2 separate regions of the Homo sapiens genome follow, and region 2 is linked to region 1. Evidence: chromatin contacts called from ENCODE Hi-C or POLR2A ChIA-PET data. All regions are on one chromosome and are shown on one strand. The core of a region is the stretch at or near the end of the contact, and the rest is flanking DNA. Distances in the headings are between cores, read along the strand shown. Region 1 holds the start of FRMPD3 (FERM and PDZ domain containing 3). Region 2 overlaps FRMPD3 (FERM and PDZ domain containing 3).

Evidence for each region. A loop is a pair of places that touch in the nucleus more often than their neighbours do. ChIA-PET counts read pairs that join two places held with the same protein, here RNA polymerase II (POLR2A). Pooled maps may share reads with other maps.
Region 2: a map with no recorded cell type shows a loop between it and region 1 (2.0-fold over the local background). The contact joins the enhancer-like site here to the promoter of FRMPD3 in region 1. A Hi-C loop is called at or near these places in 4 of 168 maps with a recorded cell type or tissue (GM12878, OCI-LY7, breast epithelium and 1 more), 2 of 37 single-sample maps with no recorded cell type and 2 of 50 pooled maps. POLR2A ChIA-PET finds 5 or more read pairs at or near these places in 6 of 52 experiments (Caco-2, GM12878, H1 and 3 more).

The regions. Positions count from the first base shown.
Region 1 is chrX:107,447,336-107,452,796 of GRCh38, reverse strand. It overlaps FRMPD3 (FERM and PDZ domain containing 3), which reads right to left and starts at 3,145. Exons shown (of 15, transcript NM_001388459.1): 1 at 2,792-3,145. RefSeq lists enhancers at 1,024-1,938, 3,773-4,273.
Region 2 is chrX:107,482,852-107,488,210 of GRCh38, reverse strand. All of the region lies in intron 1 of FRMPD3 (FERM and PDZ domain containing 3), which reads right to left. Among named protein-coding and RNA genes, the nearest start is that of FRMPD3, 36 kb to the right of the region's middle. RefSeq lists an enhancer at 3,578-4,136. Within about 2 kb of position 3,655, at least 2 of the 41 ENCODE cell types and tissues checked have a DNase peak (open chromatin) inside an H3K27ac peak, as active enhancers do.

The sequences.
Region 1 (5,461 bases), core at 1,896-4,395:
CCAACTGGGCCACACAGCTCACTTCTCAAGACCCTCGGACTGCACCACTTACAAGAGGGAGGGGTCCCCTGACTCATTCCAAATGCAGCTCGCAGCCTCATAGGAGTCCCCAGACCTCTCCTCCAGTGGGGTAGAGGCTCTGTTGCACTATCCAAAGAAGCCATAGCACCAACAGCATCACGAGCTTATGTTGGAGGGGGCACTTACTGAGTTCAGGCCAATAGTCTGGCCACTCAGCAGAATGCCTCACATATCTGGGAAACCCTCAGGGCCAGAAGCCTGGGGCAGCTGCCACCCTCCCCTGGCCAGTCTCCTCTCCCTGGTGGCCTTCAGCCCACAACTGCAAGGCGGTTGTGGTGTTGGGTGCCAGCGAGAGATAGGGGATATTCTCTCCACATGCAGCAATGAGTGTTTCTTTCCTGCTTATATCTTATTCCCTCCTTTCTCAGAATCTGGCAGTGGCTCCCAATTGCCTCTCAAGTCAATTGAAACCTTCTCTTTGTGGGCCTCAAAACCCTCCACAATTACATCTCACCTTCTGACACCCTCACTCCCACACACACATCACCCATAACTCTGGCCTAGGCACAGACAGTAGAGTAGACAGATGAGGTTGTCCACAAACTGCTCCTGCCTGAGTCCTGCCACAGGTGCCTGAAAGCCCCACCAACAGAGTCACTCCTCTGTGTCCTTTAAAAATGCAAATGTTACCTGTGAGGTGTAAGCAGTAAACCTCTATCAGCTATTAACACCTTGGCCTGGCAGGGATTCTGTCATCAAATTTGCCCGAGCAGTGAGCAAAGCCCCGCCTAAATAATCTAAGGGGGCGGGGGAGAGGACCCAGAGGAGCCCTGAGCAGCCGACGGGAGGGGCAGGAGCAGGGAAGGGGCTCTGACGTAGAAGCCATCGCCGTCACGATTTTACCACGGTCTACATTCTAACTCCGCATCTCTACTTAAAACAGTAAAACCCACTAGTCCTTGCTCCCCTCAACCTTGTTTCCCCCATCCACAATACATTATGCCTTATTTAACCTCAGGGGTGCCTTCATGACAAGCTGCTAAGGTTGAATTAGTCCTTTCACATGAAATACAAAAACAAACAAACAAAAAAACAAGCCATGAAATTGGGTAGACGCTGGCATGTTTGCTTGGGCACGGCCAAGTCTTGTTGAGGTCTCCCCGGGTAGAGCAAGATCTCTTTGCTCAGCGGAAACAGCAAAGGCTTCCCGAAAAGCCTCTCTTAGCTCCCAAGAAGCTGGCAGCTGGGTTCCCCCTGCTTCTCCTGCAGTGAGCTTCATGGGCAAGGAAGGCGAGGGAGGGGCAGGGCCTCCAAGCTGAGGGCCTCTGTGGCTGAACTGGCACACTATCCCGGGTCCTCTAGGCCCAGGTGGAGTTCGCCATTTACCCCGGTCTCCAGCTGGGAAAACTCACTTGGTGCTTCGCTCTGAGTCAGCATAGAATCCCCCACCCTCCACTTCGAGAAGGGCGCCCCCAAGGGAGCCTTGCGCTTATAGCAGTTCCTCCGAAGGCAGGAGTCCAGAGACTGCCCCGCCCTCCGTAAGAGCTGCAGGATGCTAAGACCACCCGGTGGACTCCAGGGTTTTGCACCTGGACCAAGATGCCAAGGGGAGGGGCAGGTCTAGCAGAATTCGGCGTTTGCTGTCATCTGGGGCTCTTTAGTTGCAGCTGCAAGGGTGGAGGTGCCACCTGCTTCTGGGGGAAGGTGTCAAACATTTGCCCCTGCAGTGGTTTCAGTGTGTGTGTATGGGGCTGTGGTGTGTGTGTGCAGGAAACCCAACAGCTCGAGCGTGGAGGGTATGACTACCAGAGTTGGGCACGCTTTTTGCCAGAATGGGGTTCTTAAGGGCTCTGGTGGAGGTGTCTACAGTAGCTGCGTGTGACGGGGGGTTGCTGGGTGTGTATTGGGGGGAAGCAGCAGGTACTGGATCTGCAGTAATGTGCAGTTGTCATGTAGTTTCTCAAGACCACTCTGAGAAAACACACACACACTCACATACACACACACACTCTCCAACCTCCAAAGCACTAGGCTGGGGAGTAGAGGAGTGTGTTTGTGTGTGCATGTTTTAGCAGCGCTAGGGGGAGGTGCATGTATCTGTATATGTGTTTGAGCTTTATTAGCATCTTGGTGGGAGGGGGCAAGTGTAGCTCGCGCTCTCTCTCTCTCTCTCTGTGTGTGTGTGTGTGTGTGTGTGTGTGTGTGTGTGTGTGGTCTTTGCATGGGGCTGACTGTGTGGCTGAGCGCCGGGTATGTTGTGCGGCTGTGTGTGCGTGTGTGTGCGCCTCCGTGTCCGCTTGTGAACATGGCCCCGGGAACCACGCACATGCTTCAGACAGCTGTTTCTGGCAGCCCCTGGGCTCGGGCTTCGCCGGGCACCCCGGCTAAGTGGCCACCTCCTAGCAGCCAGGCCCCGCGTCTCGCCAGCTCTCCCAACTGTGCCCACAGCCCAGGCGCGCACACAAAGGCTCCATAATGAACGCGCTGCACTCCCCTGCGCTCGACTCCTCACCCCGCACCCGCGGAGGCCAAACGAGCCCGCCAAGCCAGAGACTCGCCGGGGCAGTGGGCACGCAACGGGCCGTTACCCCGCCCGCCCAAACTCCGGGCGGCCAGACGTTCGGCGCCCCCCGCCCTGCCCCCGGCTCCCGGGGGCGCCCAAGCGCCAGTCGCCCCCCAGCCGGCCCGGGGCGGAACGCTCCCGCCGCGACCCACCCCCGGTTGGGCTGAGACAGCGGGCGCGCCCCCCTGAAGGCAGCGCGCCTCTTACCTTCCTCCCCCTCCTCTTCCTCCTCCTCTTCCTCCTCCTCCTCCTCCTCCTCCGCCTCCTCAGCGGCGCGGCAGCGGCGGCGCAGCGGCGGCGGCGGCGGCGGCGGCAGCGGGACTAGGGCACCCGTGCCCCCGAGCCCGGCATGGGCTTGGGGCTCAGTGGCGCCGGGCGGCGGGGCGGGCAGAGGTTGGCAGGGCGGCAGCAGCTGGCCCGGGACGCGGGGAGCTGGCGCGCAGGCGGCGGGCTGCGGGCAGGATGGCAGGAGCGCGCGCGGGCTCCTCGGGCGGGCTTCATGGCTGCGCCGCGGGCGGCACCATCGCCGTGGCTCGCTCGTCGCTCTCTCGCTCCAGGAGTGCGGCAGGCTGCGAGGTGACGGATGGCGGCGAGGCGGCCGGACGGCCGAGGAGGGGAGGGGAGAAGGGGCGGGGGGAGGGGGAGGGGGAGGAAAGAGGGGAGTGCAGAATGAGGGGCCTCTCCGGCGCCTCCCGACCCTCGAGTGCTGGCGTCGATTTCCCCGAATGGGAAAGCGGCTTAAAGGCGCAGTTCCTGGCTCGGGTCACTACTAAAAATAAGCAAAAAATTGACAATTGGGGAAAGAATCTCCCAAGAACAACCCAGCAACCCAGCCACCCAGCCTGGCGCTGCCTCACTTCTTGAATCTGACCGTTACGGCCGGACTCTGCCGGGAACTGCTGGCTGCCGAGAGGGCAAGCCAATTTCCAAAGTGAACCCGGGAAAGGGGGGCGGGGAGTGAACTGCGGAGAAGGGGCAGCAGGAACGCTTGCTTCGGAGACTCCGTTCCCTGGCCCCTGACCTTGCTTCTCGCCCCTTGTTTGCTCGCCTTCTGCTGGGGATGCCCTCCCTGCAGCTCCCCTCCTGGTCACCATCGCAAACATCCACACGCACCTTGAGTTTCGGCTCGGGCTCCTGCTCTCAGCGCCTCTCCCCAGCACTGGAGTGTGAGCGGCTTCGAGCCCAGGCCCAACGCCAGGAGCCCACCTCAGTAAGGGAGCGATCTGCCAGCTGGCAAAGGTCTGCTTAGAAAATGCGATTGGTTTGGTGAAAAGGGAAAAAGGTTAAGGTGTGTGTGCATGTGTGTTCACCAGCAGATGGAGGGAGGGTCCTGGCCACACACACACACCCGGAAGGAGAGCAGCTAGGCACACAGCACAGTGCCTGATGAATGATCTCAGGACGTTTTTTAGAGACATGCTGTGAATACTAAACATGCAGCAGCCGAGATTCAAGAGAAGCTCTTGGTCTCCCAGCGGGCTCCAGACCCCTTCAGAGGAGTTTTGAGGGCCAAGAAAAAAGGCCACTCTTCCTTCCCCAAAAAGGGCAGCCTCAGTGGGGACCCAGAGAGACTGGGAAGCTGGACAGTGGGTCTGGGTGGTGAAGTTAAGGCCAGGGAAGAGAGAAGCAGGAGGAAGCAGTGGAGTTGAGGAGCTCCTGGTGATGCCAAATACATGGTGAATTTCCGGGTGTCAGAAGCACCTCGGAGAGACAGTTAAACATTGGCACATTTGGGCCTTGTGAGTTCTAAGGTGAAAAGTCAGCCCTCCTCGATTTCCTCTGTGTTCCTGAACTCTAAAGGAGGCTGTTGGCACAAAGGGATCCATTCTAGTTGGAATATTTCCTCACTTTCGGTTCTTTTCAAGCACTTGGTTAAAGCTTCAGAAGAGGCCGGAGGGCTACTGAGGGGCAATTGTGGGACAAGGGCTGTTCTCCTAGGCTGCACGGAATTTCCAGGATACAGAGGAGAGCTCCGGGCACAGGGCTCCGTGGCTTCCCACAGCTGGGCTCAGCAGTGGAGTAGCTGACTAGCAGATTTGGCCATCGGTCCACTGAGCACACTTTTGCTTTCTTCCTGGCACTTCCCACCTTGAAAAAAGGATGGAAATTCCCTGCATCTGGATGGGAGTAGCCTAAGCTGGTAAACCAAGCTGATGGAATTATTAAAAGCGGATGACAAGTGAAAGTGAAGACATGCAGGGAGAGAAACACACAACATTCCCTGCAAATGCACAGGCAGAGCCCAACCTGAGAAGATGCTCTGAGGAACACAGCACACACAAAGGGACACACATGGAGTCAGTCACATGTGGGGCCACAGACACACTGAGCTAGTGCAAAAAAAAAAAAAAAAGGCTAGCCAGAAAAGTGACTCAGACTTTATTTCTAATCCTTCTGAAGGAAAGAGATGAAGAGAAACAGGGAAGAATTGGCCTCCCATCTCCAGGGACTGGAGAGGGAGCCAGGAACCAGCTGTCCAGTATGAATAATAATATTTCCAGCCAGACTGTCCCTGGCAGATTTTCTTGGGGTGGTGTCTCAGGAGGTGGGATCCCCTCCAGGGTCTCCTGAGCCTCACCTAGTTCAGTCTTTATTAATATTAATAACACAGGTCCCAACAAATTGGTTTGTATCAGTTATTACAATAAAGCTCATGGGTTAAGAACTAAAATAAATGCCTCTCACGAATCTGATTGGCCCTCCTCTGCTGCTTTCTGGGCTCACTCAAAGCACATGCTCAGGCTCCATTCAAGCTGCTTTGTGGTAAACAAAATAAAGAAGGGGTGGTGAAGCAGGAAAGAGTATTGAGAGGAACTGTGTCACTGGACAAATGCACATCTGAGGGCTCCTGGGTGACCAGTGAGGCACTGTCTGGTT
Region 2 (5,359 bases), core at 2,406-4,905, 35 kb before region 1:
CTTAGGGAGGGAACTGGGACTGTCTTTAGGAAAAGGTTTTGATAAGCTGCTTGCCTTGACAGCATGGGTAGGCAGGAGCCAAGGCAACGGAGGAAAGAGCTTAACGCTGTGTGGTAACATTAAACAGGACTCAGAGATTGCAGAGAGAGCAGAGAGGAGAGGAGGAGAAGGAGGAGAAAGGGGAAATGAGGCACTGGGTGTGAGCCTAGAGCCTGACTGAGAAAATGACCAAGGGACTTCTTCAGCCCAGGATTGCTAACTTTAAATGTTCAGTTGTTTGTGCTGCTGCGAGGAAAATCCTTTTGTCACTCCTAAGCCTTCTACACACATTTCCTTGGGTGAATGGTTATTCGGGTGAGATTAAGGAAGAGAGTGAAGCTCCACGTTTTGGGTGACATGAAAAGATACAAACAAATGGACAACCGGCACTTCTTAACTCTGGCTACACATTAGAATCACCTCAGGAAGCATTTAAAACCTGGGGATGCCCCCAGGGAGTCCCCACAGAGATTCTGGTGTAACTGGTGTGGGATGGGGCCTGGCATCAATATTCAAGTGGAAGTTTAGAAACTCTGGTCTCCGTGGAACTCTTTCTTTTCAGAGAACCATAAATAAGCCTGTGGTGGGGTTGGGGGCAAGGAGAATGGAAGCCCTCCCTGGGAATGCAGAGATCTAGGAAAGCATGGATTTTGAAGGAAACTTATCTCAATGTGAAGGGCAGGGGAGACCATGAGAATATCCAGACTACAGGCATAACTGATGCCATTCACCTCTGACTTCCCTCTTGGCTGTCCATAATGCCTCCCAACCCAAGCAATTATGACTTCCAACTCAACCCATTATGCCTCACCATGTTGCATTGCAAACATCTCTTATCTTTCATTCTTACCAAGCATTATTTTCCCTGGATCCCATTTCTTTTTGATAATTATTTTTTCATTTTTTAAAAATTTTTTTGAGATGGAGTCTTGCTCTGTTGCCCAGGCTGGAGTGCAGCGGTGCGATCTCAGCTCACTGTAACCTCCACCTCCAGGGTTCAAGCAATTCTCCTGCCTCAGCCTCCCAAGAAACTGGGATTACAGGCGCCCGCCACCACGCTCAGTTATTTTTTTTTTTTTTTGTATTTTTAGTAGAGATGGGGTTTCACTATGTTGGCTAGGCTGGTCTCGAACTCCTGACCTCAGGTGATCCGCCCACCTCAGCCTCCCAAAGTGCTGGGATTACAGGTGTGAGCCACAATGCCCGGCCCTAGATCCCATTTCTCAGTGAGCCTACTCTTTGACAGGTAAAACCCAGTGAATCTGCTATATGAAAACTTTCCTTAGACAAAACAAAAATGTACTTTTTTTTTTCAAAGACTGAGAGTTTTTACTTATTTCTTTTTTGAGCTCTTGGTATTCAAGGAAATCTCTGTCAAAACACAAGATGACCACATCCTCTTAAGGAATAGAGATTTCAAAACTTACTACAAAGTTGCACTAATAAAAACACTGTGGTACAGGCATAAGAATGGACATATGCAAGAATGAGCATCTACAAATAAACCCATTTATCTACAGTCAATCGATTCTTTGACAAGTGTGGCAGGAACTTTCAATGGCAAAAGAATAATCTCTTCAACAAATGGTACTGGGACAACTGGATATCCACGTGCAAAGAAAAAGTTGGACCCTTCCTTTATCCCATATACAAAGCTCAATCCAAAATGGACCAAAGACCTAAATATAACAGCTAAAATATAAAACCTTCAGAAAAAATATGGATGTAAATTAAAAAATGTACATTTTAACAAAGGTCTTTGGAGGACAATGCCTTGACCCAACGCAATAATTTTCAGGGATCTTGGCAAAGCATGGAGAAAATATTTTGTGGTCAGAAGGGACCTGTGGAGATCCTCAAAGCACACCATGTGGGTAGATAACCATGAAGCTGATTACTGAAGATGTAAGTCTGAGAAATATCTGGAACAGTTGAGCCCATTCTTCTGGGATCACTGGAGATGGCACCCAGGAAAGGGTCAGGCGTGTCCCAGGCCTCCAGGGCTCTTTTCACATCCAACCGTGTCTTCCTCCCCAATCCTCCACAGTCCCTCCTAGCTCTTTACTTTTCCAGCATTTTATGCAGCTTGAATAAAGTAAGCTTGATAGGCCAAGCTACCAGTTAAAAGCTCACTCCGTCATGGACAAGGCAGGAGTCAGCATTTTAGCAGCAGTTTAGTCGCGGCCAGAGAAGACAAAGGCAGAGAATGGCCGATTGCAGGTGCCAATTCCCTGGTTTTTATAGGCTGGTGCCTGAGGGATGGATCATCCTGCCTTACCCCCTGGAACTAAAGGTGACAAATGAATGCTCTTCAGTGGGAAAGCTATTAAGTGGGATGGGACCAAGCAAAAAGGACCAGTTCTCTTTTCCCTATATCCCTGCTTCCTTCCACTCCTGCCCTCAGCACTGGGGTAATGGCCTGGCTTAAGGGGATGAGATAAAATGAGGCCTCAGAGGGTACTGGCAGGGACCAGGTGGTCACAGCTCCCCTTTCTCAAGATAATTTACTCAGGGGCAGGAGCTAAAATTGATCAGATGAGGCTCTAAGTCAGAATGAAACCTGTTAATTTGTTACACCGTTTTAGAACTTCACAGATACCTATCTTATTGAACACAGCACTGAGGTGCTTTTTAAAACCTAGGAAGCCAATTAAACCCAGGAAGAAACCTGCATATTTTCTAACGTGGTTGAATAAAATTGAAACTGTTGCTACATCTGAATAGAACTGAAACATAATTTGGTCCAGGATCCTTCTCAGTAGCTGGGACATGCTTGTTTGGGAACTCTTTCCTTGGCCTCAATCTTTTCCCCAGAGCCACCCCTTCTCCCGAAAAGAAAATCCTGACAGGCACAGTCCTGCAGTCTTTGCAGTCCCTGCAAAGACTCGCCCAGTCCTAAATCAGTTTCCTGAGGAACTGTCTCACCAGCAGAGGAACCCAAGCTCCATGCACAAGAAGCTCACTTCATTCGTGTGCCTTCCCCTTTCCTTCCCCCTTACCAAGTTACTTGGTTGGCCTAGCCCACTGGCGTGACTAAATTGGAACATTCTTTCAGGGTATGCGGTTCTTTCCAAGAGAGTTCAGAAGAACCAGGAAACAGACATTTCTGATACAGAACAAACAGAATCTGGGGTTCCCTTCCCTTCATAAGTCTCGCATCTTGCCACAACCAGATCTTTGGCTTTCCCAATTAGCCAATCATATTCTTTGGGATTGACACCCACCTCTGGGAGGTTGACTGAACTGTCAGTAGTCCTGGAGGTGAAGGGTGATGCTGAAGCAGGCACGGGGAAAACGAGCAGCTTCTATTCTTCAGAGGCAGCAGAGACTATTGCTGGACTCTACAAAGCATGGCTGCCTGACCAGTATCTATTCCCAGTTGGACCTGCCCTGGTCTGTACCCTCCCTAAAGGACCCCAGGTTACTGGACTTTTCTATTTTTGGCGATCCATGGATAGGCACCTCAGCCTTCTGCCCTGGCTCTAAGACCCAGTACCTGGACTACTTCTCATCTCTCTTTTCCCCTGCTCCTCCTAGTTAAGACCCACACCAGGCTCCCCTCCCCCTAGCCCCAGGGGAGCCAGCTGGAGCCAGCGATGACGCAGCTTGTCAGGGCAGGAGATTGATGGCAGGCCCTCTGCTTTCTTTCCCCGCCCCTTCTTCTACTGTCTTGCTCTCTCCCTTTCTGGGATTTGGGGAGGAGGGAGGAGGCAGAGAGGGAGAATGCTTAGCTGTTCCATTCACATTCTTCTTAATTCAAGGGCTTTTGCTAGTCCTCACTTGATGGAGCTCAGCTGAGAAGACGCTAGCCTTTCAGAGAGAAGAGGGTTAGGGAATCCAGCTCCCTCCCTGTTACCTCCCTGCTGCCTGGCCCAGTGCTGGTTCTGACCGGAGGCCCCTTTCTTCCCCAGCAGCACTGGGTTGGGCAGTTTGCCTTGGGCCCATCTGGCACCATAATCCGCAAGCCCCTGGGAGGGCCCAGTGAACTCATTTGGAAGCTTTGGGCCTGTGCTATAGGAAAGTGGGGGCAGTGGGCTTCGAGCGTAGCCAGAAGGAGCTACTCTGATCTCAAGGACCCACCTGACTCCCCACCCCCACCACCCCATGGGGGTTTCTACAGCCAGTTCCTGGCCCTGCCACAGCCCCTCCCCTGCAGCCCAGGGAGGGTGAGTGAGTGTCTGGTGGGGTCTTGATAGGGCACTATGTGGACATAACAAAGCTCTCCAGCTGAGAGCCCCTGGCCACTGTCACCCCCCTTGCACACCCAGTGTATATGTTCTTTTGCAGTGAAAAGCACCAACAGGAGGCCTCCATCCAGATAGGCAGGCAGAGAGCAAGAGAGGGAGCTCAGCGAACCCCACCCCTACCCCACGCCCGCATTAGGCCCTACAGACCCAGGATGTGTTCTGGCTGTGACAGCTGATTACAGAGGGGCAGCTGGGAGGGCAGAGCACAGAAAACAGGGGACACAGCAGTCAGAGTCACGATGCAGACAGACAGTTGGCACCATTCTGCCAGGAAGAAAACGAGCATCCAAGATGTGGTGGCTGAGCCAAACAGGTGGGTAGAGCACAAGGGCAGAAAATCCAGGGCTGAGAAAGCCCAGAATTCTGGGAGCCATCATGAGGGTGAGCCCCAGACCCCAAGAGACCTGCCTCACTGGATTTTCTGCTTTTGTGCTCAGAAAGTGGCTGCCAAGAACAAAAGGTCTCAGCCTGGGTCCAGGGTACACTGGAAGAGCCTCAGTGGGGGAAGTTAGGAGCCTAGGGATGGGTTGCCATAGGGCACTGGCTGATGGCAGTAGTCTACTCAGTGCCTTTGTGTAAAAAGCTCAGAAAAAGTTACTCCTTCTGGGTGAATGCAGCCCCACAAACACTATAGCTTTATCAGATGAAAAATGTATCCCTTCATCCAGGTCCACTTAGTCTTGCACCAGGGAACATGGTTTGGGGAGCAGAACATGGGCTGGATTTCCATTCCTACTTAACCCTCTTGGCTGAGTACCTTTATGCAGTTCACAGCCTGCACAACTATATATGGTAGCCCTATCTGCAGCAAATAACTCCCCTCCTACTCCATACTGAGGCTGAGAGAGACTGAGCTGCCAATGCCTTGCTCGCATCCCATACTCATTCGTTCCAAAGCATGGAAACAGCTGGGTCTATAGACGGAGACAATGGTGAGCCTGACTGGGACATCAGACCAGTGGGTTGAGGTAGTGATGCCTTTTTCTTTTTGAGGGAGTTTTTTTGAGAACTGCCCTGTTCCTTCTGCCCATCAACAACTTTGCAACTTTCTGTTTTTACTGTGTTTTATTCTA